Regions from separate parts of the Homo sapiens genome. Here regions 1, 3 and 4 are each linked to region 2. The links are chromatin loops, found by intact Hi-C in ENCODE. Cell type or tissue: endothelial cell of umbilical vein. All regions are shown on one strand. Links, peaks and the distances in the headings refer to the core of each region. The heading gives the core; the rest is flanking DNA.

What was found. Hi-C counts contacts between places; a loop is a spot of excess contacts. Peaks named below come from ENCODE experiments on the same cell type or tissue, not always from the same donor. Only the 100,000 strongest peaks of a DNase experiment are listed, where the experiment ranks them.
Region 1: a loop joins it to region 2, with 7 times the contacts of the local background. A loop is called at or near these places in 3 of 110 quality-filtered maps.
Region 3: it touches region 2 in a loop (11-fold over the local background); 2 of 110 quality-filtered maps call a loop at or near these places.
Region 4: a loop joins it to region 2, with 15 times the contacts of the local background. A loop is called at or near these places in 2 of 110 quality-filtered maps.

What each region holds. Positions count from the first base shown.
Region 1 is chr3:43,177,272-43,184,794 of GRCh38, forward strand. No RefSeq gene overlaps it. Among named protein-coding and RNA genes, the nearest start is that of POMGNT2, 75 kb to the left of the region's middle. RefSeq lists enhancers at 1,786-2,080, 1,846-2,140, 2,847-2,906, 4,539-4,588. In endothelial cell of umbilical vein, for the core only: no CTCF peak of the experiment used is centred there; DNase peaks (open chromatin) are centred at 1,930 and 2,940; H3K27ac peaks cover 3,292 bases.
Region 2 is chr3:43,390,955-43,398,477 of GRCh38, forward strand. All of the region lies in intron 12 of ANO10 (anoctamin 10), which reads right to left. Among named protein-coding and RNA genes, the nearest start is that of SNRK-AS1, 43 kb to the left of the region's middle. In endothelial cell of umbilical vein, for the core only: no CTCF peak of the experiment used is centred there; a DNase peak (open chromatin) is centred at 3,297; H3K27ac peaks cover 3,997 bases.
Region 3 is chr3:43,766,411-43,773,933 of GRCh38, forward strand. No RefSeq gene overlaps it. Among named protein-coding and RNA genes, the nearest start is that of ABHD5, 79 kb to the left of the region's middle. RefSeq lists a silencer at 3,117-3,296 and enhancers at 4,055-4,554, 6,921-7,447. In endothelial cell of umbilical vein, for the core only: a CTCF peak has its summit at 3,202 (motif pointing right); DNase peaks (open chromatin) are centred at 2,371, 3,211 and 4,451; H3K4me3 peaks cover 412 bases; H3K27ac peaks cover 1,070 bases.
Region 4 is chr3:43,739,890-43,747,412 of GRCh38, forward strand. No RefSeq gene overlaps it. Among named protein-coding and RNA genes, the nearest start is that of ABHD5, 53 kb to the left of the region's middle. In endothelial cell of umbilical vein, for the core only: no CTCF peak of the experiment used is centred there; a DNase peak (open chromatin) is centred at 3,282; H3K27ac peaks cover 1,179 bases.

The sequences.
Region 1 (7,523 bases), core at 1,061-6,060, 210 kb before region 2:
CTGTCCTGGGAGAAGTGCACTGGCAATGCTGGGCAGAAGGTGATCAAGTGGAACAGGAGCAATGTTAAAATCTAACTCATGAGTAATATGGAAAGATCTCCAGGATACACTGTCAGGTAATCAAAGGCAGTGTCCCTGGAGGGTGTGCTATGCATTCTCCACGGGACCCCTGAGCTGTCCATACCTGCCTCCATAATGCTCTGTGTCCGGAGGCTGACTTGTAAAGACTGCATCCACAGGCCTCCTTGCCAGGCCTCCTTGCCTTATGACTTCTGGTAGGGATTGGCCAATGGGGGCCCTGCGGAAGGCCCAGAGAGTGGAAAGGGAGCGAGGTGGGGGTATTTACTCCTTGGCACCCCCCCCCCTCTGACTCCCCTGCATTTGCCAGCCCTGTTCCTCATTGCCTCCTGCACACCTAGTCCACACACCCTTGTGAACAGTTAAACCTTCCTCAGTTATCCGGCTGGAGCATGCCGTTTGCTTCCTATTCAGATTCTGACAGATACACAGGGAATACCATATGCTAACTTTTGTGTGCTTAACGGTGGTGGCAGCATGAAAATACATATTTGAATCTGCATAAAGAAATACTAGAAGAATGCATAAGAAGCTAATAAAAGTAGCTTCCCATAGGGGTATGGCAGAGGGACTGGGTGAACCAGGGTAGAGGTGGGCAAGATTTCCCATCATATCTAATTTATATTATTTTGATTTTTGAACCATGTGAGTGACTACTTATCAAACGAACTTAAATTGGAAATAATCTGTTCTACCCCTAAGTCTGATGATTTGGAGGTAACCAGTTTGATGCTGTCCAGACCTTTTACCAAGGAAGCTCCCAATTTTCTTTTTCTTTCTTTCTTTCTTTCTTTCTTTCTTTCTTTCTTTCTTTCTTTCTTTCTTTCTTTCTTTCTTTCTTTCTTCTTTCTCGCTCTCTCTCTTTTTTTTTCACTCTGTCGCCCAGGCTGGAGTGCAGTGGTGCGATCTTAGCTCACTGCAGCCTCTGCCCTCCAAGTTCAAGTGATTCTCCTGCCTTAGCCTCCCGAGTAGCTGGGATTACAGGTGCCTGCCACCGCACCTGGCTAATTTTTTGTATTTTTAGTAGAGACGGGGTTTCACCATCTTGGACAGGCTAGTCTTGAAATCCTAACCTCGTGATCCACCCACCTCGGCCTCCCAAAGTGCTGGGATTACAGCTGTAACCACCACGCCCGGCCGGAAGCTCTCAATTTTAACTCAAAAAATCCACAGCACCGAGGGAAGCAGCTCCTCCAAGCTGGCTGCATGAAGCAGGGCCACAGCCGACTGTCCCATCTGCTTCCCTGCTCCTGCCCTCCTAGAGCTCTGGCCTCAGCCATGGCATCCTAGAGATGGTGTTGCGGGGTTTGTCAACTGACCAGAAGAGAGAGCAAAATTAAATTACATATGAAGGTTGACTGTGGAAAACAAGAGGAGCCAATGTTGAGTAGCAGCATCTCAGTGAGACAGATGATGGCATTGCTTATGGTAACCCTCATCTTGAGAGGGGCTGTTCAGTCTGTGAGGTGCACCACTGGAAGCTTCCAAAAGGCCCAGCAAGACCCATTTCTGTGGCTGACTTGCCATGTGAAACACCCCAGGCATGTGGCCTGCACCTGGAGATGCCACACCCATGCCACCACCACCGTCACCCCGTACACCTTTTGTAAGTGTGCCCCCTGGGGCCTGGCACCAGAGACACACAGATCATGAGCGCAGAACCATACCTGGAGAGGCGCCTCCTGCAACATGAATATTCAACCTCACAGAGAATTTTGACCTTTGCTATTTCTCATTGGCTTTGTGGAATAATCAGAGGAGCCAGCGTGAGAACAAGGCTGGCATTCACAAAGCTTAGCTCTCATTTCCTCATTAATCCTCCGAGTCAGCATTACGAGGCAGGGAGAGGTCAAACACGATTATTGCCTTCATCCAGAACGGTAGGGTAATGGCCTGCCCTGTGTCATGCATGAGTCACAAGCAGAGTGGGGTCTAACCGTGATCTTTGGACCTTGGCTCCTGATTGCAATGGGAAGGTAGAGGTCACAGATGCACAGATTGGCAGAACAGTTACCTGAGCAGTGTGACTTCAAGTTCAAGGCAAAGATCTTCCTCTATGGTTCTGTCTACTGTTGCCCAAGTGGCTACCATTGGTCCTCCTTTGGTGTTAAGCATAGTTTACAGCCAGTATTTCCTAAATGGCCAGAATAGTTCATGGCCAATATTTCCCAAGTGTCTTGGACCAGGGGCTTGCTTTTGGCACTCCTGGTCCAAAATATTTGGGAAATACAGGCCGAGCGGACAGCTGGAGCTGCCTGAAGCATCGCTCCTGGGCCTTGGTAAAAACATCACCTCAATCTGTTCAAATGTTCCCCAAGCTCAGTTCATCAGTCTGGCTGAGTCCTGGGCAGACACGTAGGAAAAGTCCATTTTACTTCGGTAGGAGGGAGTCGCAGATGGCTCTGTGGAGAGATGGGGCCCACCCATCTCAGAGGCAGAAATGAGAGCAGGATGAATCCATGTCTGGGGCAGAAGCCGTGGAGGGAGACAAATGGCATGCAGGTCCTCCAAAAGCCAGCCAGGGGCCCCCTAGGCCGCACCCTGCCTCCAACTCACACTTAGCTTTTGGTGAAAGGCTTTTCCCTGTCTCTTCCAATTATTGCTCTTTTACCTTGTGCTAGGCTCTGGGATAAATCATTTTCATGTATTCTCACAATTTCCAGTGAAAATCTGACACTCAGAGAGGTGAACTGCTCATGCTTGCATAGCTGGGAAATGGTTGAGGTGGAATTTGAACTCCTGTCTGGCTGGAGTCTAAATGTTCCTGCTTCTCAGAACATTCCTATACATTTATTCACGGACCTAAACAAGTTGTGGGGAGGGAGAGGAAGAGGAATGAAGGGGACCAGCTCCGAGGCAGAGAGGAAATGGTGAGGTGGAGACACAGGAAATCCTGACTGTGTATGTATATGCTGTCAGCACGTAAACTGAGCTATTTTAAGGTCAAGGCCAGGGTGCAGCCCAACAGAATTGCGAAAGCAAAATGTGTTTGCTTCTGCAGTTGGCTTTTTAAATACATTTTTCTTTATTAATTGGAGCACTGGTGAACATCTGGGTCATCCTAAATTAGGCCTTTGACATTTGAAAAAATAATCTCAGGTAACAGAGTAAATGGTTCAGGCTCTGTGGCCAGAAGTCTCCTGGTCTCTGACATCCAATCTGTTTCTGCTCACCTGGTCCCTCTTTTTAATAAACTTGCTGGAAAGAGCTCCAGAGAAAAGGGGACCGTCCTGAGAAACTGTGGCCGAGCAAATGCAGCAAAAGACAGGTCCAGCAGAAGTTGGTGGCCACAAATCCAGCAGCCCCTGCAGACAAAGTCCTTAGATAGTTGGGCTCATGTGACTCTTCTGCATACCCCATGGGCAGCATCTGCAAGGGGGTCGTGGGAGTTCTATAGCCCTGTGTGCCCTTTAGGGCGTAGGATCCCCCAACCCTCCACCAAAGCTTCCCATGCAAGTCGAGCTCAAATGCCCACCAATTACAGCCACTGTCACTCCCAGCTCTGGCATGCTAGGTGACCTTGAATAAGTTACTTAACTTCTCCATCCCTCTGTTTTCTTATCTGTAAGATGAGTGTGATAATAACATAAGTGACCTTATGGGGTTGTGATGGGATAAAATGAGACAATACAGGCAAGGCGCTTGAACAGTTCGGGGCACACTGAGCACCATGCAAGCATGTGCGATTCTTCCTTGTTCTGGCTGTGGAGAACATGGGGGAGGGAGGATTGATTGCACACCTTCTGTGTGTCAGAGGGTTTCCACAGATGACCTCTAATGCTTCCTATAATCCCTTAAGAAAGGGGTCATCACCAAAGTTTACAGTTAGGGCACCAAGTCTCGGAGGGGATCAGTAACTTTGCCTAAGGTCACAGGGTTTGGAGACACGTGTCAGGGTTTGTACTCACATAACCCTGACTTCAAAATCTATTATCTGAGTCATTCCACACCTCCTCCCTAAACCACACCTGGCCCGAATTACGTGTAACACCTGCTCAGATGGTTTGGTGATTAAACCGCAGCCTTGGGGGCAGGATCTGGGAAGCTGGACCATGCTCACTCATGACTCCCCGGGATGGGTCTTTTCTATCATTCACAGTTCCCGTTGGTGGCCCAGTGTGGAGTGACCAGAGATGTCACGTTAAGGGAACTGAAAAGTGAGAACAAAGCTAGAAGAGGAGATGGGATCTTGAGGGCAGGAAGGGACACATTCCAGCAGAAACATTCCTGTGTTTTTGGCCTGGCTTTTCACCTGTCCCCCAGGAAAGCTGGCCCCAGGCAGAGTGACACGTGTGAGGAGACTCCTAGGAAAGTCACTCCCTGTGACCGAGGCACCTCCCTGGGCTGGTCCTTGCACCTGTCATCTCATGCACTCTCTACGGGAACTAATGATGATGATTATGCATTTTATAGAGAGGTCACTGAAGCGCATTAAAGTGAAACAAGTTGCTCCAAGCCACACGGCGGAGGAAGATTCAACCTTGAGTCTGGGGTTCAAAGTCTCTGCATTTTCTATGACAGATCCCTTCGCGATAGCAATGGCGCTGCTCGTATAATAGATAATATGTGATAGGGCACTGGCCAAGGCTGGGCTTCTATCAGGGACAAACCCAGGGACAATAACCTATGGGTTATATTCTTTTTATTTTCATTTATTTATTTTTTAATTTTAATTTTTTTTTTTTTTTTTGAGAAGGAGTCTCGCCTTGTCACCCAGCCTGGAGTGCAGTGTCACAATCTCTGCTCACTGCAACCTCTGCCTTCCAGGTTCAAGCAATTCTCCTGTCTCAGCCTCCCAAGTGGCTGGGACTACAGGCGCACATCACCACACCCAGCTAACTTTTGTATTTTTAGTAGAGATGGGGTTTCACCATATTGGTCAGGCTGGTCTCGAACTCCTTACCTCAGGCGATCCACCTGCCTCTGCCTCCCACACTGCTAGGATTACAGGCTTGAGCCACTGTGCCTGGACATATTGTCTTTTTAGACTCTTGTCCCTGAGAGGGACAAGAGGAAACCAAGGGGGCTGGGCTTCTAGGAGGAAAGAGGACATGAAAGCACAGGAGACAGAGAGACAGATAAGTTAAGGAAGAGGAGAAAGGCAAGGAGAAAGAAGAAAATTGGGGAAACAAAGGGAATATATAGACTGTGGGAATGAGTGAGAGACAGCTAGAGCCTAACACAGCCTGCTTGCAAAGCGACAATCTGGGCCTCTGTACTTGATACCTGCCCTGTTCCTGCACCCAATGCTCCAGGAGCTTCATGGTCATCCCCGGAGAGAAGGTCATCTCCTGTCCTGGGAAGGCACTGGGCTGGCTCCGGGGGCTCACTGGAACATTAACAGCCACAGACAGGCACACACACTTGACCTAAGATTCCCAGCATATTACTTCAGTCACTGGCAACTGGAGTGCAAAACCTGCTTGCAATCCCTGAAATTGTGCGAGAGAAGGAAATGCGGCAGCTCATGAGATGCATATTAGGAAAAACATGGAAGAATTTCTCAGAGTCCAAGGTTACCCTTTTTTTTTTTTTGAGACAGAGTCTCACTCTGTCACCCAGGCTGGAGGGCAGTGGTGTGATCTCGGCTCACTGCAAGCTCTGCCTCCTGGGTTCAAGCAATTCTACTGCCTCAGCCTCTGGAGTAGCTGGGATTACAGGCGTGTGCCACCACGCCTGGCTAATTTTTGTATTTTTAGTAGAGACAGGGTTTCATATATTGGCCAGGCTGGTCTCAAACTCCTGACCTCAGGTGATCCACCTTCCTCATCCTCCCAAAGTGCTGGGATTATAGGCATAAGTCACCCCGCCTGATCGTCATTTCCCTTTTAAAGATACTGGCCAGGGAGGTCCTTTGACATCATCATCTTCATTATGGAGATCAAGGAGCCAGAAGATGAAGGAGCCAGAAGGTCACTGGGCTGGGCCTCTGGTCTCATTGAGGGTTTGAGAATGAGGGGAGAGGAGTAGCCATAGGCATGTCCTTTATGTTCTTGCCACTCATGTCTAGGCCCTGGTTTTCCTTACTTGTCAAATGGGAATAATAATGCCTTGCTTCCCTTTTTTACAGGGGGTTGTGAAAAAAATAAGTCAATGAATGTGGAACATTCGTTAACAAAGGCATTCATTAACAAAGGCATTATCATTGTCAACATGCTGACAAGTTAAACATATCCATCTTAAGGCTAAGTCAGATTCCAAAAGCAGAACTTTCTTTATTTGCAGTTTCAAAGAGCAGAAACAGCAAGACCTTTCTCCCTCTATCCTAAAGTGTTTCCAGAATGTTCTAACGAGCATGAGCCAATGATAAGCATCAGTTGTTTTTGTCTGTTCAACAGATGTTCTCCTTGTTTTCTATAACAGCAGTTCATCTGACATTAGAAAATGCTTTCAACATAGGTAGAAATGTTAACCCAGTCCCACTCCAACCCATAAGGCCAAGCAGATCCTTTCTTCCCAGGAATTTCAATCTTGGTGGAGCCACACAAGGATAAAAATCAATTGACCCTGACACATGCCTTTCTCTGGGGCTACTTGTGTGTCCTTTCATGCATTTCTCTTTTGCTCGAGTCAGCTGAGATCTGATTAATTTCTGTTGCTTGCAGTCAGAAATCCCAACCTGAGGGTCCTACTTTGTCCTTCCCTTAAGGACTCAGAGATAGGGAAGCTCAGGAGAGAAACAGGAACTGTGGAAAAATTTCCCAGATGATGGGGAGACGGGGTCAGGGAGACGGAGCAGCCCAGTGCAGAAGTAGATCAGATTAGATCAGAACCCAGGAGAGAACCTGTAAACACTGGCTGATGTGGTAGGGACATAATACACTCAAACAGGCCATAGGGATTGGGGTCTTCCTCCTAGCCCCTAGCTTGAGCCCTCCTCTCTGTGACACCAAGCTAGGCCCTATCATGCCTAGCTTTGATAGGGCTCCTGTATTTCCCTCTGGCTCACATTTCTATATTTGATCTTGATTAGGGCAATGAAAGGCTCTGGGATTGGCTTGTCCAACTCCCTCATTGTCTTCAGATAGAGAAAGTGAGGACCAAAGACAATAGGAGTCTTTTGGTCCTTTGTAAGCTTGCTTTTTGTTTCTATCTGAGCTTATCCCACAAACAGCTTAAGAACCCCCGAAGAGCTCCTTCTAGGGAGGGCCAGGCACTGGCAGGACCTCACCACCACCACTTAGACCCAGATGGAGACCAGGAATGGTTTCTACGGTGGCCTAGCTTAAGAGTGAAGTCACAGAGGGGCCTGCAGGATTGGCAAGGTCACCAGTCATTCCCACTAGCTGTACTTTTGGCAGATCAGCTTTTTGTTGGGCATGGGTCAGGCCTTCTCAAAGTGCTCCTCAAGATGAGGCTCAGAGAGGCAACATAAATCATGAAAGGGCCAGCCGTGGGCTCTTCACACAATCCCCTACCATCTTGCTAAAAGTTGAAGGGCAGCA
Region 2 (7,523 bases), core at 970-5,969:
AAAATTTTAACTTTGACATTATCTTACAGAAAAAATTATAAGCATAGTAAAAAGGAGTCCTGAATACCCTCACTCAGATTTACCAATGGCTGACATTCACCCCATTTGCTTGATCACTCTCTCTGCAGCATGTTTTCTGAACTATCTGAGGGTAAGCTGCAGACATTATGCCCTTTTACAACCACTCATGTCAGCGTATATTTCTAAAACAAGGACTACAGGAGAATGTTCCCTAAATGATTTTGAAAGGTGAAGTGATAATCAGTTTCCTAGTTTATCAAACTTCTCAAACTGTATCAAAATGATAAAATTCAGAAAATATCAAAAACAGACGGGAAGTTCTAAAGTATTACTGCAGAACAATAAAGCTGCAACTGACTATTCTGAGGAAAAAAACATATAAGGATGAATGCATGAATTCTTTTGTTCATGAAACAAAAATTATTTCCATGAGTTGGAACAGAACACTACCATATAAGAAGTATTCAACTTTGCTGAATTTAGGGTTTATAGTAGGCAGCCTCTAAATGGCCCCAAGGATCCCTGTGCCTCCTGGGATTCACTCCTTTGTGGAATCCCCTACTCTTGAGTGTGGATTGCACCTAGTGACTCATTTCTAACCAACAGAATACAGTAAAAGCGACAGGCTCACTTCTGAGTTTACAGAGGCTATGGTTTCCATCTTGGGTGCACCTTCGCTCATTTGCTAGCTGTGATGGAAGCCATGTTGTGGGTGGCCCTGAGGAGAGGTCCCATAGTGGTGAGGAACTGGTATCTTCAGCCAGCAGCCAGGGGAGTGAGCCTGGAAATGGATCCTCCCTAAGGTGAGCCTTGAGATGCCTGCAGCCTCAGCCATCACCTTGACTGTGGCCTTGAGAGAGATCCTGAGTCAGAGGCACTGAAGTAAGCCATGTGTAGATTCAAAGAAACTGTGAGAGAGCAAATGTTTGTCATAAGCTGTGAAGTCTGGGGGTAATTTGTTACCTAGCAATAGATAATATGGGATGGGTGATATCTACCTAGATCTAAGATACTCTAGTATCACAAAAACTCATTTTAAGTAAAACTACACCTGATTTCATGGAGCTTCTGGTCAGTGGAGTAATAAAGTATCACAGGGTCCTCACCAGAGAGGCAGGAGGTGGGCCCTCTCCCTCCTGTCTCCTGATTATTTAACTTCTCTCTCTCAACTGAATCTTTCTCACTGACTTTAAAAAAAAATTTTATTGTTAAAATACAAGTACATAGTTTTTAAAAAGTCAAATCAAGCAGTATAAAAATACTGTGAAAAAAACATTTACCCACACTTTTATTCCCCAGTTCCCCATCTTAGCAGCAATTTTCTTGATCATTCTTTCAGTGTGTGTGGTTTAAAAAAATAAATATCAGTGTAGGATACCTCTGGAACATCTATCCTCTTGTTTTTAATACAAAGAATGGCAATAATATATCCTGTTCTGCATCTTGCAAAATCAGCCTGATAAATCATGGAGATGATCCCATATCAGGAACTGTAGAAAGCTCTTTTTATTTAGAATGGCTGCAATAATTCCATTGTATGGACAAGAGAATTCATTTAACCAGTGCTCTGAACCAGGCTATTTAGGTTGTTTTTAAACCATTGCTGCTCACACACGTGTGTTTATCCCCTTATATATATGTGAGTAAATCTAAGGGACAAATTCCTAGAATTCGGCTATTGCCCACTGGCTATTAAACATACACACTAGTTTCTCTTATTAAACCTACAAACAAAGCCCTCTTCTCCACTCCTCATCCCTGCTCACTCTTCAGTCGACATTCTATTTCTCTCCTCTCTTTTCCAGCCAAATGCATTTAAGTTGTCTATCCTGGTTGCTTTTTCAACTCTAGCTCCCCAAACCACTCCACATTGGCTCCTGGCCCTATTCATCCACTAAAATAGCTCCCTCTAGGGTCACCCGTGACCGCCATATTGTTAAATCCAAGGGGGCATTTCCTGGTCCTCATTTTGCTTAGTGCAACTGAGGAACTGAATTTTTAATCTGATTTAATTTGAACTAATTTAAATCCAAATAGGCACAGATGGCCACAGGCTACTGTGGACAGTGAGGCTCTATGTGCTCTCCCTGAGAGAGACCATGCACACCCATGGCCTCAGCCACATCTACATGCAGATCATGCACATGTCTTTATTCCAGCCCAGACTTTCCTCTGAATTCTACACTCACATAACCAATGCCTACCTCATATTTCCCTTGGATGTTAATAAATTAACAACACTAAATTCAAGATCATCTTCCGAAGCAAGGCTATCCTTCCATCAAGTGAAGTGCACAGCCATTCACCCCAGAGCATGGCTCTGGAGCCTCGGAAAACCAAGATTGGTTTTGATTGACTTGATCTCCTAATCATTTCTCAAATTTGTCTACTTCTCTACATTTTGACCACCTTCACATAAATCCATCACAGAAACTCCTGGAACCATCTTCTTACTGGTTTACTTATACCCTCTCTGGCCACATCCCCAATCTGTCTTTTTTGATGTAACCTAAACATAAATCTAAAGATGATACACGTACGCTCAAGCCCCTTCGGTGGCTTCCTGGGCTTTTGGGATAAAGGCAACAGCCCTGTGTGCAAGGCTCCTTCCTGCAAATCCCTGGCCAACTCTCCATAGCCCTCCTCTCTTTCCCTCCAGCCACACTGGTCTCCATGTCTCCTGCATTTACCATGGGCACATATTTTCATTTCTTTTTTATTCTTTTCCCAGTTTTCAACATTGCCTTTTGTAACTCTGGGATGTTACAAAAGGTGATGTTGGGAAGCAAGCAAGCAAAACCCTCCTGTTACCTACACCATGAAGGTTCCCCTTTCCAATCTCCTCCTCCAATGCTCAGAGACTTTGGTCTCTCTCTCTACCCCTAACCCCTCCATTTCCAGATCTTGGCCTTTTCCAGAGCAAGACAATGGCACCTCAAGACCCCCTCTACCTGCTGCCCAGCCCCTAATTTTTCTGCCCTATACATAAGCCTAGGAACTGAGCTAGGAGAGAATGAACACCCCTGGGGGTGGGAAAAGGCTGTGAACACTCACAGGGTATCATAACTTTTTTTTTCTGTCACTTCATTTGCATGAGAATTGGGGGAAGTTTAGGGTGGCTGGTAGGCCTGATAAGTGTTGGTAGATATGCTTTCACATCTTGGAAATCCGTGCTAATGAGACAACATCCTTCCTGTTTGGCCTCCCTGGAAGAGGGGCCTTAGACGTTGTCCCCCTCTGGTCCCTACCCCCAGGCATCACCACCTCTCATGGTCAGCAGCACATTTCCTGTGACCTGCCTATGATCTCTTCTTCTTGTACTAAGGCCTGGCAGGCAGCCACCCCTTGAAAAGTCCAGCTCTATCCTCTATGGGAAAACCTTCCTGTCATAAATATACCACCAGTAGCTCTGCATTTTTCTTTTTCCCTTGTGTCAAATTCTCCCACCCTCACCTCTTGACCCTAAGCCTCTTCAGGATATTTGTTTTCCTGGCTCCCTTCCTGAATTTTTTCCATCCTGCACAGGAATGTTTAATCTCCTCTAAAGAGTTAGAGCCTAGATCTTCTCTTCCAGTAAGAAGATGTAGAATTTATAGGAAACAGTGAAAACGACAACAACAACGCCCTTACACTTGCATTTAGTTTTCCCATTTTACAGAATCATTTCCCATGGTAGTGAAGAAACCTAAGCAGCCTATCTTGGCACAACTGAAAAACGCAACAGTGGTTAAGAGAAGGCCACCTTGAGCTGCCCCGGGTGGAGGGGTGGGGGTGCACTTTGAAGCCCTGATCTCTAATTCTCACAGTGTTCCCATTTACAGATGTAGTAACTGACATGGGCAAGGTCCTACCACTAATAAGCTTAGGTCTTAGGGTAAAAATCTAGGAGTGCTGCTTGGCTCCAAACCACTTTTCTTCCCAATTGCCTAAATTTCCATATCTTCTGGTATTCAAGAGAGGTCCACTCTTATGTGGCTTTTCGTAAAAAGTTTTCTTATTTTAGGAAACTATGATTTTGCTGGACTCTTTTGCTGCTTGGCTTTTTCTCCTAGTGAAGAAAGGGTACAAGGTAAGGGGGACTGAGGTGAGAGGGAAGAGGGTGGGTAGCTGAATTCTCTAATACAGTTCATCTCCAGCCCAGAGATGGTAATAATCAATGTTATTATCAGGTAATTATCAGGGTAATTATCAGTTTTTTAACAATCAGAGGACCCTAGGAAAGTTTTCTAGCAGATTCTCCTGCTTTTCTTTTAGCTTTCTCATTATATAGATGACAAGATTTGGAAGGGCAGAAGTTTTAAATTTTGATGAAGTGTCATTTATCGATTTGTGGATCATACGTTTATGGATCATACTTTAGGAATTGTAGCTGAGAAATCTTTGCCTAATGTAAGGTCTCAAATATTTTAATGTAAGATCTCAAATATTTTATCTTTTTTTCTGGAAGATTTAGAATTTTAGATTTTACATCTACGTCTATAATCCATTTTGGTATGATGTATGGGTCCATGTTCATTTTTTTGCACATGAATATCCAATTGTTCCAGAACCGTTTATTGAAAAGACTATTCTCTACTGCATGGTCTTTGCACTTTTGTCAAAAATCAGTAGTACATACATGTGTGAGGTTATCACCGAACTCTATTCTGCTCCGTTAATCTACACTATTCCCCCCTGTATAATAAGCTTTGAAATCAAGTAGTCTTCCAATTGTGTTCTTCTTTTTAAAAGCTTTGGCTATTCTAGGTCCTTTGCATTTCCATATGAATTTTAGAAGCAAGTTCATCAACTTCTACAAAAAAAAAAAAGCCTACTTAGATTCTTATTGGGATTATACTGAATCTATAGAACAGGGGTTGGCAAAATATTATTAAAAGGCTGGACGTAAATATTTGAGGCTTTTGGGCCATATAGTCTCTGTCACAATGACTCAACTTTCCCACTGGGGTGCAAAAGCAGCCACAGACAACCTGCAAATGACGACTTCTAGTTTCTGCAGATCCATCAGATTTTCTGTGCAGATGATCATGTCATTTGTGAGTAGACAGTTTTTTACTTCTTCCTTTCTATTCTGAATGCCTTTTATTAATTTATTTATTTATTTTTTTTTTTTGCTTGATGGCGCTGGCCAGAACATTCGGCATAATGTTGAAAAGAAGTGGTAGGAATAGACACCCTTTTATTGTTCCTTATACCAAGGGGAAAGCATTCAGTCTTTCATCACTAAGTATGACACCAGTTTTAGACTTTTCATAGATGCCCTTCATCAGGTTGAGGAAATTCCCAATTGCTGGATGATGTCCCATAGTTCACTAAAGCTCTTTTCATTTTTACAATTATTTTTTCTTTCTTCGCTTCACGTTTGATAAGGTTTTTTTTTTGAGATGGAGTCTCGCTCTGTCGCCCAGGCTGGAGTGCAGTGGCGCAATCTTGGCTCACTGCAACCTCCGCCTCCCAAGTTCATGCCATTCTCCTGCCTCAGCCTCCCAAGTAGCTGGGACTACAGGCGCCTGCCACCACACCCGGCTAATTTTTTGTATTTTTAGTAGAGACGGGGTTTCACCATGTTAGCCAGATGGTCTCGATCTCCTGACCTCGTGATCCACCCGCCTCAGCCTCCCAAAGTGCTGGGATTACAGGTATGAGCCACCGCACCCGGCCCATGTTTGATAAGTTTTATTGTTTTTTCTTTTTTTTCCCCCAGAGACAGGGCCTTGCTCTGTCGTCCAAGCTGGAATACAGGAGTGCAATCATAGCTCACTGTAGCTCACATAGCTCAGGAGCTCAAACTCCTGAGCTCCTCCTGCCTTCACCTCCTGAATAGCTAGGCCTAAAGTGTGCACCAGCATGCCAGGTCATTTTATTGCTGTGTCTTTAAGTTTACTAATTTTTTTCTTCTGCAATGTCTAATCTGCTGCTAATCCCATCCAGTGTATTTTTTTGTCTCAGGCATTGTAGTTTTTTTTTTTTTGAGATGGAGTTTCGCTCTTGTTGCCCATGCTGGAGTGCAAAGGCGTGATCTTGGCTCACTGCAACCTCTGCCTCCCTGGTTCAAGAGATTCTCCTGCCTCAGCCTCCCAAGTAGCTGGGATTACAAGCATGTGCCACCACACCCAGCTGATTTTGTATTTTTAGTAGAGACAGGGTTTCACCATGTTGGTCAGGCTGGTCTTGAACTCTTGACCTCAGGTAATCCACCTGCCTCAGCCTCCTAAAATGCTGAGATTACAGGTGTGAGCCACCCTGCCCAGCCCTGTAGTTTTTATCTTTAGAAGTCAGGTGTGCATCTTTTAAAAGTATTTGCATGTCTCCGTATAGTTTTTAAACATATGGAATACAGTTTTCATAACTGTATTAACGCCCTTGCTTGCTAATTCTGACAAGTATTTCAGCTTTGGGTCAGTTCTAATTGATCATGATTCTCCTCATCATGGGGCGGGGGGCGTATATTTATATTCCTGGGCTTTGTTCTAGGATACAGTTAAGTTAGAAGCAGTTCAATCCTCTTGGGTCTTGTTTTTATCATTTGTTAGGTGGGTTTAGAGCAGATCTCAGTCCACAACTTATTATTCCCTACTAACAGGGCAATACCTTTCTGAGTGTTTTACTCAACACCTCGTGTATTCCGATTTTCCTAATCAGGCTAGTAGGAATAACACTGTTCCCTCTGAGCCTCAGAGAGCTTCCTCAAATGCACATGCTCTGCTGAATAGTAAATGGAGCCCTCAGCAGATCTCTGGGGTTATCTCTCCTTGCAGCTCTGCTGTCTCTGGTACTCTGTCCTGTGAACTCTGGCTGCTGTGGCCTCCCCAGACTCTGCCTCTCAGTGGGGCAAACTGGGGCGAATGTAGAACTCAAATAGTCTCTCTTCTATCTCTATCTCTCAGAGATCACTGTCCTTCACTGCCTGATGTCCACTGTTGGAAAAACATTGATTCACGTATTTTGTCTGTTTTGGGGGGTTCTTTCTGGCATGAAGGGGTTTGGTCCCTGTTACTCCATCTTGACAGGAAGCAGGAGTTCCTTCATTTACTTTTGATCTTCAAAACTGTATGATATTTAAATCCAGGTTTTACAGATTGAGAAACTGGGATTCATGGACATATATTACCTTGGTCAAAGCCATATGGGAAATAAAAAGAAGAGGACTCTGGACTCCACAGTTGTCTCCCATATAATAAGGTATGGAGAGGGTTGTTTAGAACAAATAACAACAAATATTGATATGGCAACTTAACAACAAGGACTCTTAAGACTTGGCTAGTGGCTTTAACTTTTAAAAACTGTTTTCATGTCCATTTTATCTATTGTGGGATTTTGTACATGACATAGATTAATGTAGATTAATTTGAAGTTTTAGATTAATGTAAAGATTAATGTAAAGTTTTGATAAATTAGTAGGTAACAAAAAGTCTGTCATTAAAACTTTTTAAATAGTTAAAGTAATATATCGCTTTGTAAAAATTCAAATAATACAGGCATTATAGAGAATAAAGAGTGAA
Region 3 (7,523 bases), core at 972-5,971, 380 kb after region 2:
AGCTGGAGAACCAGGGAAGCCAGTAGTGTTGCTCAGTCCAAGTCTAAAGGCCTCAAAACCAAGGTGTGATTCTCAGTCCAAAGCCAAAGGCCCAAGAACGTGAGGGGCCGCTGGTATAAATCCTGGAGTCCCAAGGCTAAAGGCCCGAGAACCTGAGGGACCACCAGTGTAAGTCCTGGAGTCCCAAGGCCATAGAGTCTGGAATTATGATATCTAAGGGCAGAAGGAGCAGAGAATCCCCAGCTCTAGGAGAGAAAGGAGAAATCCTATACCCTCTTTTTTTGTTCTATTCCAGCCCCCAGCAGATTGGATGGTGCTGACCACATGAGGGCAGATCTTCCTCACTCAGTCCATTGACTCACACACCAGTCTCCTCCATAGGCACCCTCCCATACACAACCAGAAGTCATCTTTACAAGTAATGCTTTACTAGTTCTCTAAGTATTCCTCACACTTACTTTTCCAATGTTTAAAGACCTGATAGGCATTAAAAGAATCTCAATATTGCTTCAATTTGCACTCTTCTAAATTCTGGCAAGATTAGTCATTTCATCAGGTATTAGTTAGCCAGCTCATTTCCTGTCCAGCAAATTGGCTATTCATAGCCTTTGCCAATTTTTCTAGTGAGTTTCCTACCCATTTCCCTTGTAGTCTAGATCAGGAGTTGACACAGGTTTTTTTTTTTTTTTTTTTTTTTTTTGGTTGGTTTTGTTTTTTGTAAAGGGCTAGATATTAAATATTCTAAGCTATGAAGGTCATATTGTCTCTGCTGATGTAGCACAAAAGCAGCTATAGACATAAATGTATAAATGAATGGGCATGGATGTATTCCAATAAAACTTTATTTATTTATTTTTAGTTACAAACACAGGTGACCAATTGGATTTGGCCCTGTGGGCTGTAGTTTGCCAGCTCTTATTATAGATATTATCTTTTGGCTTTAGACAACGCAAAATCTGCTCCAAGTCTTCACCTATCTGTTTTCTTTGTCTAAAGCATTCTTTTAAAAAAATTCTTAATTTTGATATAGTCAGATTTGCCCAGTTTTCATCCGAGGGTTATGTTTTTGAATTATGTTAAGACACCCTTCTCATCCCAACAACACAAAGATATTCCCCTCCTTCCTTCCTATTAACTCTTTATTTCTGTTGGCTTTCACATAGCGAGGTCTTGGATCTGTTAGGTGTTTGCATTTGTATGTGATGGAAGATGTGGCTTTATTCTTCTCCCTGTAGTGAACTATTCTCCTCACACCAGCAGCCAAACCATCCTTTCTCCACAGATTTGTAGCAGATGAAACCTTTAATTTGAAAAAAGAAAGGATATGTGGTTAGGCTTACCTATGCGACCAAATGCTGTTCTATAGTGCTTGCCTGCTCACCAAGTCCCAGCTCTTTTCTGGTCCCCCAACATGCCCAGGGCTTTGTGGTCTCAGAAACATCAACAGGCTCTTCCCTGGTGCATGGCGGGCCCTTCCTCATCCTTCAGGTCTCACTCCAAGTATCAACTCCTTGCAGATGTCTTACCTGAACACCCTCTCATTTACTCTGTTACTTAACCCAATTGGAAATTATCATTTGCATTTGTTTACTTGTTTATTATCCACCTTTCCCTATTAGATTGTGAGTTTCATCAGGCAGAGCTGGGGCTGAGGGCAGAGACTGGAACTGCGTTATTGGTTGGTCACTGCCTCCCTCGTGCCTGGCATACGGCAGACTTGAATTAAAGATTCCTGGAAAAACAGAACAAATGAGCAAGTTTAATTGATTTTTCAGAGGCAATGGGTCATTAGATCGCCCTGGCATTGTCTAATAAATTCTCCTACCCTCTTTGACAACGTACAGAATTAGAATTAAGGTTTGTCCTTCAACCCCACCCCACTCAACACCTTTATCATTTGATAAAACATCTCAGTAGCTTGAGTGTATTTATCACACCTGCATTTATTCACAGTTCGATCTGAGAGCCCTTGTTAACTCCCTTAAAATATCTGATTGAATTTCATGTGGAAGCGAATGCCACAGATTAAATATATGTTGTGTTAAGAAGCTTCCCGTTTTATCACAGCCTGTGCACTGCCAGAAAAGCATTCTGCATGTTAATTAAGATAGCTGGGGGATTTTTTAAAGACTTCTTTTTCTCCCTTTAACTTTATAATGCATTCAGGGGAAGGGAACTAAGGCAACTATTTGCAAAGCTGTAAAAATCAGTGTCGAGTCAGATGGGTTGTGGGATCCCAGGGAGCTTCAGTGACGGGCCAGGGCACTGTCTGTGCATGTCAGCAGCAGGCTGAGTCTAGGAGCCGGCTGTGAAGGAGCTTGGAGAGGCTGAAGGGAGGAAGTTCTGACTTCTGACTTTAGTAGGAACAGTGCCCTTCTGGCTAAGGCTGGAATTTTGCCCAGGGAACAGTTAAGTAAGAGGTGGGGTGGGAAGTGATCAAATCCAAGAATCAAAGTGGACAAGATGAATTTGGATATGGAGAATGGAGAAATCTGACCTTCCTCCCAATTAGAATGTCAGTGTAGCCAGGACTGTGTGGCAAGACCAAGAGGGGGCTGCAGATGCCTGCTTTAGCTGCTGCTAAGATGCCAGCACATTGGCCCTGCTAATGGGCCCAAATTCAGAAGTGACATGAATAAAACATGGATTCTGAAGTTCTTCAGACCTGGATTAAAATCCTGGCTTAGACACTTGTCACTTACTAGATCTCATTTTCCTCACCTGTGAGATGTGCATAGGGACACTGCTAGGTTCAGAGACCCTGGGTACAGCTGGCACATGGCAGGCTGTTAGCATATGGCACTTACTGCTGTTACATAAGAACCTGTGTCCACCTCCTGCTGTCAGGCACTTTGCAGCACCCAGCTGTTTGGTCACCTTTTCACCTCCCTTCACCTCTGTTCTAGTCTTGGCTCACCCTTCAAATACAACTGGCCCCTTACGTCGGGTGACCTAGAGAGTAGTCCCTGCCACTTGCACAATCCCAGTAAGCTCTAGTTAGGAAAATACCCTCATCCAAGTAGTTCCAGAATAACACTGCTGTTTGTTTGGGACTCCCTGACCCATAGCTTAGGAATCATGCATGCGCTGGGGTGACACTAAGAGCAACAAGATGTCCATCGGGAACCACTGCAGTTCCTCCGCCTCCCTTGGCACCGTGCCCTGGGACTGAGTTTGATTGCAGCGCCTTTCCCAGCTGTGACCAGCAGGGGGCGGCTCCTCTCTCTCGTGTCCCTTTCCAGTATCCTGGTAGGGTTCGTTCCCTCCCCAGCCCACTCAGGCCTCCTCCCGGGCTCCGCCTCTCGGGCTCCCTGAGACACGGCCCCGGCTCCTTCCGCCTTCCTTGGAGGAGGCTTGCAGACCTGCAGGGCGGGGCCTGACTGAGAGCGGGGCGGGATCTCCTTCCGGGCTGGGGAACAGATGCCCTGGCGTCCTTGGCACTGGGTTGGCTGGTCCCTCTCCGTCCTGGCTCCATTCCAAGCACGGCAGGCCCCGGGAGGGGCCCAGGCTGCTCCTTTTTCCAGCCAGGACAGAAAAGCATCAAGGAACTCTCGGTCATGAGACACGCCCGTCAGAGAGGAGGCACATTCCAGGAATGACATATGCCCTGAAATGTCATATGCTCTGAGGAGGTGACACTCCCCAATGGGTGACACAGCCCACAAAGGGGACATGGCCCACAAAGAGGTGACATGACCCACAGGGGTCACATGCTCCACAGAGGTGACATACTCCACAGAGGTGACCTGGCCCACAAAGGTGACATGGCCCACAGAGGTGACACAAGCCACAGAGGTGACACAGACCACAGAGGTGACACACTCCACAGAGGTGACACAGGCCACAGAGGTGACACACTCCACAGAGGTGACCTGGCCCACAGAGGTGACATGCTCCACAGAGGTGGTATGCTTCACAAAGGTGATATGGCCCTCAGGGACACACTCCACAGAGATGATCCGGTGCACAGAGGTGACATACTTCACAGAGGCAACCCGGCCCACACAACAACTGTGTCTCAACCATACTAGACACCTCAGGTATCAGAACCTTTCCATGGCACAGCAGGCCATGGAGCAGGCACTGCAGTGTTCGCCCTACAAACCCGGCGACTCAGTTCCAAGACCCTGCAGTCCAGAGAGCAGCTCAGAGGCAACGGGCCGAGGCCAGCCCAGCCGTTTTGCCTAAAGGTGGCTGCCAACCCTGGGGCCCTCAGCCTGGGCCTCCTGTGTCTCTGACCTCCTGCCTATAGAAGTCTGTTGCTCTTGCAAGGCCAGTAGGTAGACAGAGACAAGCATCAGTGAGAGGAAGAGTCATTTATGATTTATGAATAATGAACTAATTTAATCCTGGGTTTCTCTTGTGCCTCCCATTTAGTAATTTGTTCCATTTCTTAATGGCTCGAGTTCTTTATCAGGCTGTGACAGAGGCGAGTGGTGAGTCATCACACTGGGGATCAGGAGGGTGACCTAGATATTGGCACTGGGAAAGCAGTCCTGAGAGACGAGCATCAGCTCCACCCTCCACTCCCTCTCCACTGTGGGCAGCTCTGCGTTGGCACAGCTCCTATCTCTGCATCAAAGTGGCAGGAAGAGGTGGCCGTTCAGTGGAGGTGGGTGTGGCTGGGGCTTGTCTGAAGCTGTGGTTCCACAGCAAGCCCCTTGCTTGTGCTTAGATTGGACATCAGGGGAGAAGATGGAGAAGACTGGGGTCTAGCCCCACTACACAGCTGCATTGAGAGGGAGACAAGACTTTGGCGTCAGGCCACTTGGGCTAAAATCCTGGCTGCCACCTCTGTCTTTGTGACCCTGGGTGCATTGCTTTACCGCTCAGAGCCAAGAAAAGATGCTTCCAACAGTGAAGGCTGTCACCTCTATCCTCACGCTGCTGTCTGGTTTCTTGAACCTGTTATTTCTTTTCTTTTTATTACACACAAGTATATTGAGGCTTTGGAAGGTTAAACACCTTAACGAAGAGAGCAGGAGAGTGGTCTGTGTACAGAGGAGGGGAGAGTGGAACCTGAGAAGGCCTGGAATCAGGACCCCAGGGTGGACCCTTGAGGGCCAGCTTTGCCTTGCCTCCTCCGTGTCATCTTGCATGGCATCTGGCCCCAAAGTGCCCTCACACAGGAGCAGGCAGGGGGGCAGCAGGGGGCTGGTCAGACAGCAGCAGCCACTGAGAGCACAAGGAAGGACTAAAGCCAGCAGGTAGGTGGGGAGAAGAAGTGTGGGCAGCTGTAGGAGGCATCTGTCATGTATTTGCATAGTTAGCCCACCCTGTTGGCGTTTATCCTGTGAAGCAATGGTTATTGTGCCCACTTTACAGGCAGATACACTTGGGACAGAGGAGTCAAAGAATTGCCTAAGCAGCACAGCTGGTGCGGGGTGGAATCTGCCTTCTTCCAGCCTCTTCTCTAAATGCCGTCCCACTGCCTCTTGCCAGTCCCAGTTCTGATAGGTGTGGGTGTGTGAGGCCACCTGCTCTGTGATGATGGGTGTCCTCTTCCTCTTCTAGTGCTTGGTGGTCTACAGATCGTTGCCAAGTACATCAGCCCCTCTGATTCTCACAGTATTCCCGGGAGATGAGTATGAACAAGGATTATGAAAGAGTGAGAGTGACAGAGAGAGAAAGAGACAGAGACAGAGAGATAGATTAATATTAAAGTATAATATACAAACAGGTGTGCATATTATAAGTGCACAGGTCTCTGGATATTCATAAAGACTATTATTTAACTTCATTTTACTAAAAGAAAACTTAGGTTTAATGATGTGATATTCTGAAGTCTGTTTATGTGTCAAGCAATGGAGGCAGTATTCCAGATTACATCTCTTAATGTCCATGATTTGAAATGGATTTTTAAAATATTTAAAGTTTTGATTTTGATTTCTTTTGAGAGCAATATAATTTAATGGAAAATGGCAATGCCTTTATCTTATTAAGTTCATTACCACAAGTGGTTATATGAGAGGGAAATCAGGTGCTTTAAGCCATCCGCTCTTCTGTATTAAAACTCTTTATTTGGGGAATGAGAGTTCTACTGAAGTGTCTTAAGTAAAATTTGATTAAACTTAAGTAAAATTTGTTTAAAACTTGCAAGATGAACTTCATGGTTAAAGTCTAAAGTTTGCAGATTCAGAAAGACTTGAGGAAGGAACAGTGTACTTGAATTTTTTTTTGTAACATTTAATTAGTAGTGCATTGTTTACATCAACACTTTGTGGAATATTTTGGAGACTCAACAAAGCCTTCTTAAGGGTGGCCTGATCCTCGGCTTCCAAGTCTGTTTTTTAGCAGTGAAATGGCTTTCTTGTTCCCACATTTCAAAAAGAGGAAAACATTTCTGTCAGTTAAGCGAAGGGAGAGAGGAAGGTCTCACAATTGTGGTCGTGGTCAGGGGCGGAGACCTCTCCCCTTAGGATGCTCTACTTTTCTCCCTAGGGGGAGGTGACTGGGAGGGGACCTTTCTTCCAAGGTTTGGGAAACCTGGTAGATTCCTGCCTCTCTGGATGCTTTAATGGGGTCCCTGTGTGAAAGCAGGGGCTGGGGGTGTGTTACAAAGTCCCTTCCAATTCCATGAGAGCAGAATTTAGGGCAATTAGAAATTATCCCACCTGAGTCATCTTTCCCCTTCAAAGTGGTGTCTGAGGACTTTCTCAATTGACTCTGGAACAGGAGCAGAAAAACCCAATCAATTAGCCAATATCCAGTGACTGAGATGGACTGTCTCTGTCTGGGAATCGCTGGGGAAGCAGAGCCTGGAAAGGAGATTCATCTGGCAGGGGAGGGAAGATGAACGCTAAGGACTGGGAGAGCTGGACCAGTCAAGCTGAATTGGGCCTGACCCCCCAGTCCCACTCATAGTTAGACTCCAGACTCCAGACTCCAGACCCCAGGCAGTCACTTGAGAGGTCCAGCAGCTATGGCATGACAGGCAGTGGCCAGAGGAATTGCTCTCTGCCCCAGCCAGGCGGGAGCTTGCTCTGCCAGCAAAACCTGCAAGTCATCCTGCTGTAGCTGCCGGCCTGCAGAGACCAGCCCTGGTGGCAAGGAGGAGGTGTGAGGAGGAGGGAGCCTCTGGCAGCTTTTTGTTTCAGGCTAGAACTTTCTAGCAAGGCTTCAGAGCTGTCTGACCCACCTGCTGACTTATTCTCCCCTGCATTCCACTCCCCAAAGGCCACATCCGTCACACGCTGGCTTCCCCAGCCCAGGCATTCTCTCCTCGTGACATTGAGGCTGTGGAATTGTCCCTCCCTCCCTGGATCCCTGAGAACCCAGGAAGCCCACTTTCCCTCAATCACAGGCACATGGAGAGAATGAATTTCGTTTGGTTCATGTAAAGTTGGCTGGGTGATTTTGTTATTTTACTGGAACTAGTTGCCCACCTTTAAAAACTGGGAACTTTCACATATAAGCCCAGACTTCCTGCTTCTCTTGAAAGCCACTCTGGTGACACCGGGCCTGAGTCCCCATGTCGTCATGGAGGGGGTGTGCCATCTCTAGTGGCAACAGTTCTCACCTCT
Region 4 (7,523 bases), core at 1,394-6,393, 350 kb after region 2:
AATTACAAATTCAACTTCTTTAATGGTTAAATAGTCCTATAACCATTAAATAAATTTAATTCAAATTTGAAAACCTCCTGAAAAATAAATCTCTTGTTTTCAACTCTGACCTGTAAAGAACTTGAAAATTGTTACTCCTGTCCTCAAAGAAGATAAAAGCCCCTTCCCCCCCACCAAAAACTAAAAATCAATGACATTTTTTGGACCCATTGAATAACTGAGGTCACAGGGCTAACTGCCACTTCAAAATCTGGAGAGGTAGGCAAATCCACAGATCTTAGCTGAGATCTGTTTCCCTGGAGCAGAAGCTGCTGGAGGCACTCTGGTAGGAATGCTTACATGGTGATTTAAAGGAATTGCTGGAGGCTGAGTGTGGGCAAGCATGAGAGTGGGAAATTTTGGGGGCAGCAGTTTTAGATGGGGGGGCCATAGTTCTGTGGGTTTTATCTTTAGGGACCCCATCATCTCATGATGAAGAATCAAGAAATATCCCATCCATCCTGGCTCTGGCAAGGGGAAGGAAAAGTAACCATTGTGGAATACACCCAGTGTGTTCTCCATAGCAAAGGAGAGTACTCCAGGAAAAATTTCACCAGAGCCTTAGGCTCATCTGGAGGATGGGGCCTTTCCCACTCTGCACACATTGGCCTTCCCAACTCCTCTAAGGGCCTAAGGGCAGGGTGGGTTGGGGTGGGGGAAGCAGGTGTTCCCTCCCCAATACCTTATCACCATACTAGCAGTTTCCAGTATAATAATAGTAATAATAATAGTGGATTATAGCTGAAAGGGCCACAAGACAGACTCTATCTAGAGTGGTCCTTGGGAAAGCCAAAAGACAACAGGGGGGTCAAAACAAGGACATTGGAGAAGCAAAGCCTCTGGTGCCTCTGGCTTACCTGTGAAGTCCTGTTCCAAGAGTAAGAACACTGGCTCCCATCACCCATCATCAATCCACTTAACCATTCAGTTCCAATATAGACGTAAAGCAGTATCAGCATTGTTAACCTGCATGGTCTGGAGTGAAAGGATCAAGGTTGGTCAGATTCCTGTGCTCAAGAATTTGAACTGAGAAATGGAAAGAATGACACAGTTGATGGAAGCTGAAGGTGAAAGAAGCCAAGGGGTAGGATGGGGGCCATGATGGGTCAGATGGGCCACTCAAGTTACAAGTAAAGAAGAGTCCTTGTGTAGACTAGAGATGTGATTGGAGAGGGAAAGTGTGAGCCAGTCATGCTCAGAGGCCAGGGCAGACTCAGGGAGAGATTGAGTCCTTTTGATGGCAGATTACTGGTGTGAAGGGGCAGGTTCTTGCTGCTGAGGTGCCCCAAGCTGCTGTGACTGGAGCAGGACTGAGTGACCTCGAGAACTTGGCTGGATTCTGGTGTTCCCTGCACCCTCGCAAGGTGCTTGTTACTATGATGGCTACTATGCATGCTTATAACACACTCCCCTACAACCCCCCCCCGCCCACACACACACACCACACACCCTCGAGGAAACTCAACCCAAACTCTGAGCCTGTAAACCAGCCAGAAAAGTTCTGATGGAATAGGTGACACACGCAATTTTGGAAAGATTGATTTTGAGATGTCTCTTTACACAGGACATCAGGAGGCAGTTGGTCAGGAACTAAGGAGAGAGGCATGGGCTGGATATCAAGACCTGGGCATCATTAGGAAGAGGGTGGCAGTGACACACAGCAGGAGGGAAGACCACAGCATAGGGAGCAGCATGGATTGAGGGGAGCCGAGGCCCAGGCTGCAGCTCCAGGGAGCCTCTGTTCTTGGTGGCCAGCTTTGGAAATGGAAGAGCAGTGGAGATGGAAGCATTTTATTCAGCGAGGTAGGATAGGTGGAGAACTGGGAGAAACCACAGAAAGAGAGAATTTCAAGAGCAGGGGCGTCCACTGTTGTCAAATAGCAACACTAGCACACAACAAAATATAATCCATGATAAAGATAGCAATAAATTGGCCGGGCACAGTGGCTCATGCCTGCAACCCCAACACTTTGGGAGGCCAAGGTGCATAGATCACCTGAGGTCAGGAGTTCAAGACTAGCCTGGCCAACATGGTGAAATCCCATCTCTACTAAAAATACAAAATTAGCTGGGCATGGTGGCGCATGCCTGTAATCCCAGCTACTCAGGGGACTGAGGTGGGAGAATCACTTGAACGCGGGAGGCAGAGGTTGCAGTGTGCCATTGCATTCCAGCCTGGGCAACAAGAGCGAAACTCCATCTCAAAAAATAAATAAATAAATAAATAAATAAAAGGCAATAAATCACTGTGGAAATTAAACTATTGTTCAACGAATGGTGTTAGGACACTGATTAGCTATTTGAGGAAAAAAGCCAATTGAGAGTTTCCACTTTCTGCTGTATACCAAAGTACATTTCAAGTGAATCAGAAAATTAAATGGTCACCTGTTTCATCTTGCCTGTTTTTGGTTCTTTATATTTTTATGTTTACTTTTTACTTTTTATTTATTTTTTTAGAGACAGCCTTGCTCTGTCACACTGGGTGGAGTGCAGTGGTGTGATCATAGCTCACCACAGCCTCTAACTCCTGGGTTCAAGCAATCTTCCTGCCTCAGCTTCCCAAGTAGCTGGGACTACAGGCATGCACCACCAAGCCTGGCTCATTTTTTAACTTTTTGTAGGGACAGGATCTCGCTATGTTCCCTAGGCTGGCCTCAATCTCCTGGGCTTCTCCTGCCTTGGTCTCCAAAAGTGCTGGGATTACAGGTGTGAGCCACGTCACCAGTTCTTTGTATTTCAAATTGAAGTTTTGGGTTATGTTTTTATGTGGACTGTTGTTGTTTGGTTTATTTCAATTGAAAGGAAAAGATCAATAGATAAAGCTACATAAACTACTGTCCATGCACCAAAAGCATCATATGCAAAATTAAGAGGCAAAAGGTAAACTGGAGCAAAATGCTTTTCATGTATATAATAGACAAAGGGCTATGTGCTTAGTAAATAAAGGACTCATATCCACAAGACAGGAGTAACACTGAGAATCCAGAGATAATGTGGGCAAAGAATACAAATAGGCAAAAATAGACATGAAAATGCTCAAGACAGTTGAGGGAAAATGTTCAAGTTCATGAGCGATCAGAGAAAAGCAAATTAAACCAATGAACTAGATTTTCTAAATTCTTGCCAAACTGACTGGAGCACAGACACTCTCTGGTGGCCACGTGACACTGTTACATCCTTTCTAGAAGGCAATTTGGCAGCTGATATCAAGAAACTTAAAAACTTGTATGCCCTTTCACTCAGTAACACAGGGCAGTTTCAATTCTAGGAAACTTCCCTAAGAAAATAAACATCATTGGGGTCAAAGATTCATATGCCAAGATGTTTGTCTCAGCAGTATAGTAATAGGGAAAGAATAGAACATGCTAAATGTTGACGAGTAGAGACAATTTATGGTACACGTTAAAATGAGTGTTAAAGATTCATTAAAATTATGCATAGAAAGAGTTTTTAGTGGTATGATAAAGTGCTTGTGATGCAATGTTAAGGGGAAAAAGAATACGCATTTCCATAAGTCACATATTTTCACCTCTGCTTTAAGAAAAAGATCAAAAAGAAATATACAAATTATTAAGAGTTTATGTCTAGGTGGTAGCTGGTAGGGTGATTGGAAAATATAGATAAGTATTTTTACAACTAGAATTTCAACGACATTCATTTCTATATTGTTGACTTCTAAAAATCTTTTCTGAGCTTAAAAACCTTTTTTTCTATAAAAGTAAATCAACTCAATGAAAGTTAATTAACTTGAACAATGTGTTGAAATAATTAAACTGATAAGAAAACTCATTGAATTTTTAAAAAGCACTAAGTCTGCTGTGATTATATAAATTCTATGTACAGAGAAAATTATTTTAGTGATGAGAGGAAAAGGAGACAGGAATGGACAATTAGCCTATGTAGAAATGTGTGTGTGTGTGTGTGTGTGAGAGAGAGAGAGAGACAGAGAAAGAGAGAGAATTAGTGTGATTCATTTATGAATACATATCAGAAAACAATACTTTCTCCATTTTTCTATTCTTTTAAAAATATTTTAAACACAGAAAAATTTAGAGAATTGTAGAATTATATAACCCATTCCTAGAGTTAATAAATGTTAGCATTCTGTCATATTCAGTTTATTTTTTAGGAAATAAACATTACAGAAACATTTGAATTCCCTGCTTCACCCCCACGCCTCCCCCCACAACCAGTTGGTTCTCTCCTCCCCTGCCTCCTGCCATATCACACCTCCTTTGTTGGTTCACTGCGTTTGAACTTATGAGAGAAAAAGCTGTCAGAGCTCCTTGCATTTGTGCATGCAGCACAGCAGGGCCTTCAGAGCTGCCCTCCCAACACGGCCTGTCCAAGCAGACTCAGCCTGGCCAGGTAGGTCCCTCATTCGCTAAGGCTAGCGAGATCCCCTGACTATGGCCCTCCAAAGGCACCTCCACTCACCCAGGGGTCCTGGGAACTCTCCCTGCTCCGCCCCATAGGCTGGGTAGCCTGGAAGAGTCTTGCCACTGGGCAGTCTCTTCTTTGGTACCAGAGGTCTTGGCTGTGAGCCATAGTCCCTTCTGGCTTGAGATTAGTATGGTAGGTGGCATCTCCTGGACCCCTCCACCCCTGCAGCCTGTTATTCTAATCTTCCCCCCACCCTTTTTTTTTTTTTTTTTGTCTTTCACAGCCAACTCTGAGAAGTGGTTTTCCACATTTCTTCCTTTGGGAATTGAAAGCGTTGGGGAAGCACAGGCATGAGGAACAGTGAAGAGCAGGAGCTCTTACAGTCTGTCTGCTGGGGGGTTTAATTCACTATCTCCTGCCAGGCTCATTTGTCCATGCATCAAATACTTAATGAGCCTCCACTCTACGGGAAGCACTGCTGTGGGCTTGGGTGATACCATGTTGAGCAGACACAGACTCAGTTCCTGTCTGTATTAGTTTTCCTTTGCTTCTGTAACAAATTACTACAAACTTGAGGCTTACAAAAACACAAATTTGTTGTATTATAGTTCTAGAGGCCAGACGTCTAAAATCAAGGTGCCAGCAAGGCTGGTTCCTTCTGGAGGCTTCAGAGAATGATTTGTTTCTTGGCCCCTTCCAGCTTCTGGAGGCTGCCTGCATCCCTTGGCTTGTGGCCCCTTCCTTCATTTTCAATGTGCCTCACTCCAACCTCTGGTTCTGTCATGTCTCTTTTTTCTAATGTCTGACTCTCTTGTGTGCCACCTATAAGGCCCCTTATGATTACAGTGGGCCTACTGAGATAATCCAGGAAAATTTCCACATCTTAAGATCCTTCACTTAATCCCACCCGCAAAGTCCCTTTTGCGTGGAAGGTAACATATTCACTAGTTGTGGGGATTTGGACCTGGACACTTTTGGGGGTGCATTATTCTGCCTATGACACCATCCCCACAGCAGTTTTCACTTATGTGATTAGTTGTTAAACAAGTCACTGCAAATGCAAGGAGGAGAGGCAGCAGCTTGGCAGGGAGCTCAGAGGCTGCCCCCAGGAAATGACTTGCTCAGGACCTGGAGACTGAGGAAGATGTGACAGACACAGAGGGAAGAGAGGGGTAATTCACACAGTGGGCACAGCAGGCGGCAGGATAGGGAAGACAGGTGGCAGGACAGGACGAGGTGAGGACAGGGACTCTCTGACATTTGTGGGTTGGTAGGAAAGACAGGAGGAAAGAGGAGCCTGAAATGAGGCAATGGAAAGGCAGAGGCCAGAGAGCCTAGATTAGGTAATTTGGTTCAGGATTCTTTTCTTAATGTCAATTGGAGAGTGTAATCAGGGATCACAGACTGGCTTGTTTTTTGAAAGTTTCCTCTGGCTGCATTGTGTTAAGAAGACCCTGGTGAAGGGATTCTGACCGTGGCCAAAATGACAACGTAACTTCCCCCCAAAGATGTCCAGGCCTGAATCTCTGGAGCCTGTGCCTGTTATGTTACATGGCAAGGGGGAATTCAGATAGCAGAAGGAGTTAAGGTTTCTAACCAGCTGACCTTAAATGGGATAGTACCCTGGATAATCTAGGTGGGCCAGTGTAATCACAAGGGGCCTTAAATGTGGAAGAGAAAGGCAGGAGAGTCAATGTCACATTGATGTGATGTGAGAAAGACCTGACAGGTTACTGCTGGCTTTGAAGATGGAGGGGCCCATAAGCCAAGGAGTATAGGCAGTCTCTAGAACAGCGGTCCCCATCCTTTTTGGCACCAGGGATCAGTTTTGGGGAAGACAATTTTTCCATGGATGGTGTGGGGAGGGGAATGGTTTTGGAATGATTCAAGAATATCATATTTATTGTACACTTTATTTCTATAATTATTACATTATAATATATAATGAAGTAATTATACAAGTCACCATAATGTAGAATCAATGGGAACCCTGAGCTTGTTTTCCTTCAACTAGATGGTCAGCTAGATGGTCCCATCTGGGGGTGATGGGAGTGACAGATCATCAGGCATTAGATTCTTATAAGGAGTACCCAACCTAGATCCCTTACATGCATTCACAGTTCACAGTAGGGTTCATGCTCCTATGAGAATCTAATGCCCCACTAATCTGAAAGGAAGTGGAGCTCAGGCAGTAATGCAAGTGATGGGGAGTGGCTGTAAACACAGTTGAAGCTTCTCTTGGTTGCCTGCTGCTCACCTCCTGCTGTGCAGCCTGGTCCTAATAGGCCACGGACCAGTACCTGTCTGTGGTCCCGGGATTGGGGACCCCTGCTCTAGAAGCTGGAAAAGGTAAGGAAACAGATTCTCTCCTTGAGCCTCCAGAAAGGAACACAGCCCTGTGGATGCTTTGATTTTAGTCCCATGAGATCCGTTGTGGACTTCTTAACTCCAGCACTATAAGATGATGGATTCATGTTGCTGTGTTCATTTGTTACAGCAGCAGTAAGAAACTTATCCAGCTTGGAAGTTCAGGGGGCTATTGGGGATTTAAATTGGGAGCAAGGAACAGAGGTAGGGAGACTTGGTCAATTGCTCTTTTAGAGATCTTGCCCCTGGGATGTGGGGAGCAGGACAGATGCTTTGAAAAAGGGGGCTCTGACCGGGCGCCTGTAATCCCAGCACTTTGGGAGGCCAAGGCGGGCAGATCACGAGGTCAGGAGTTTGAGACAAGCCTGGCTAACATAGCGAAACCCCGTCTCTATTAAAAATACAAAAAAAATTAGTCAGGCACGGTGGCGGGAGCCTGTAGTCCCAGCTACTCGGGAGGCTGAGGAAGGAGAATGGCGTGAACCCGGGAGATGGAGCTTGCAGTGAGCCGAGATTATGCCACTGCAGTCCGGCCTGGGTGAAAGAGCGAGACTCTGTCTCAAAAAAAAAAAAAAAAAAAAAAGAAAAAAGAAAAAGGGGGCTCTGCCAAACAGCCCTAGGTGAGGGAGGAGCTGGGCCCTGGGGAGCTGAGAGAAATGAGGGTAAAGAATGTGCGTTTGTAGAGAATAAAGAATAAGAAGGTCTTGGCCACCTCATGGAGGGTGGGGACGAGA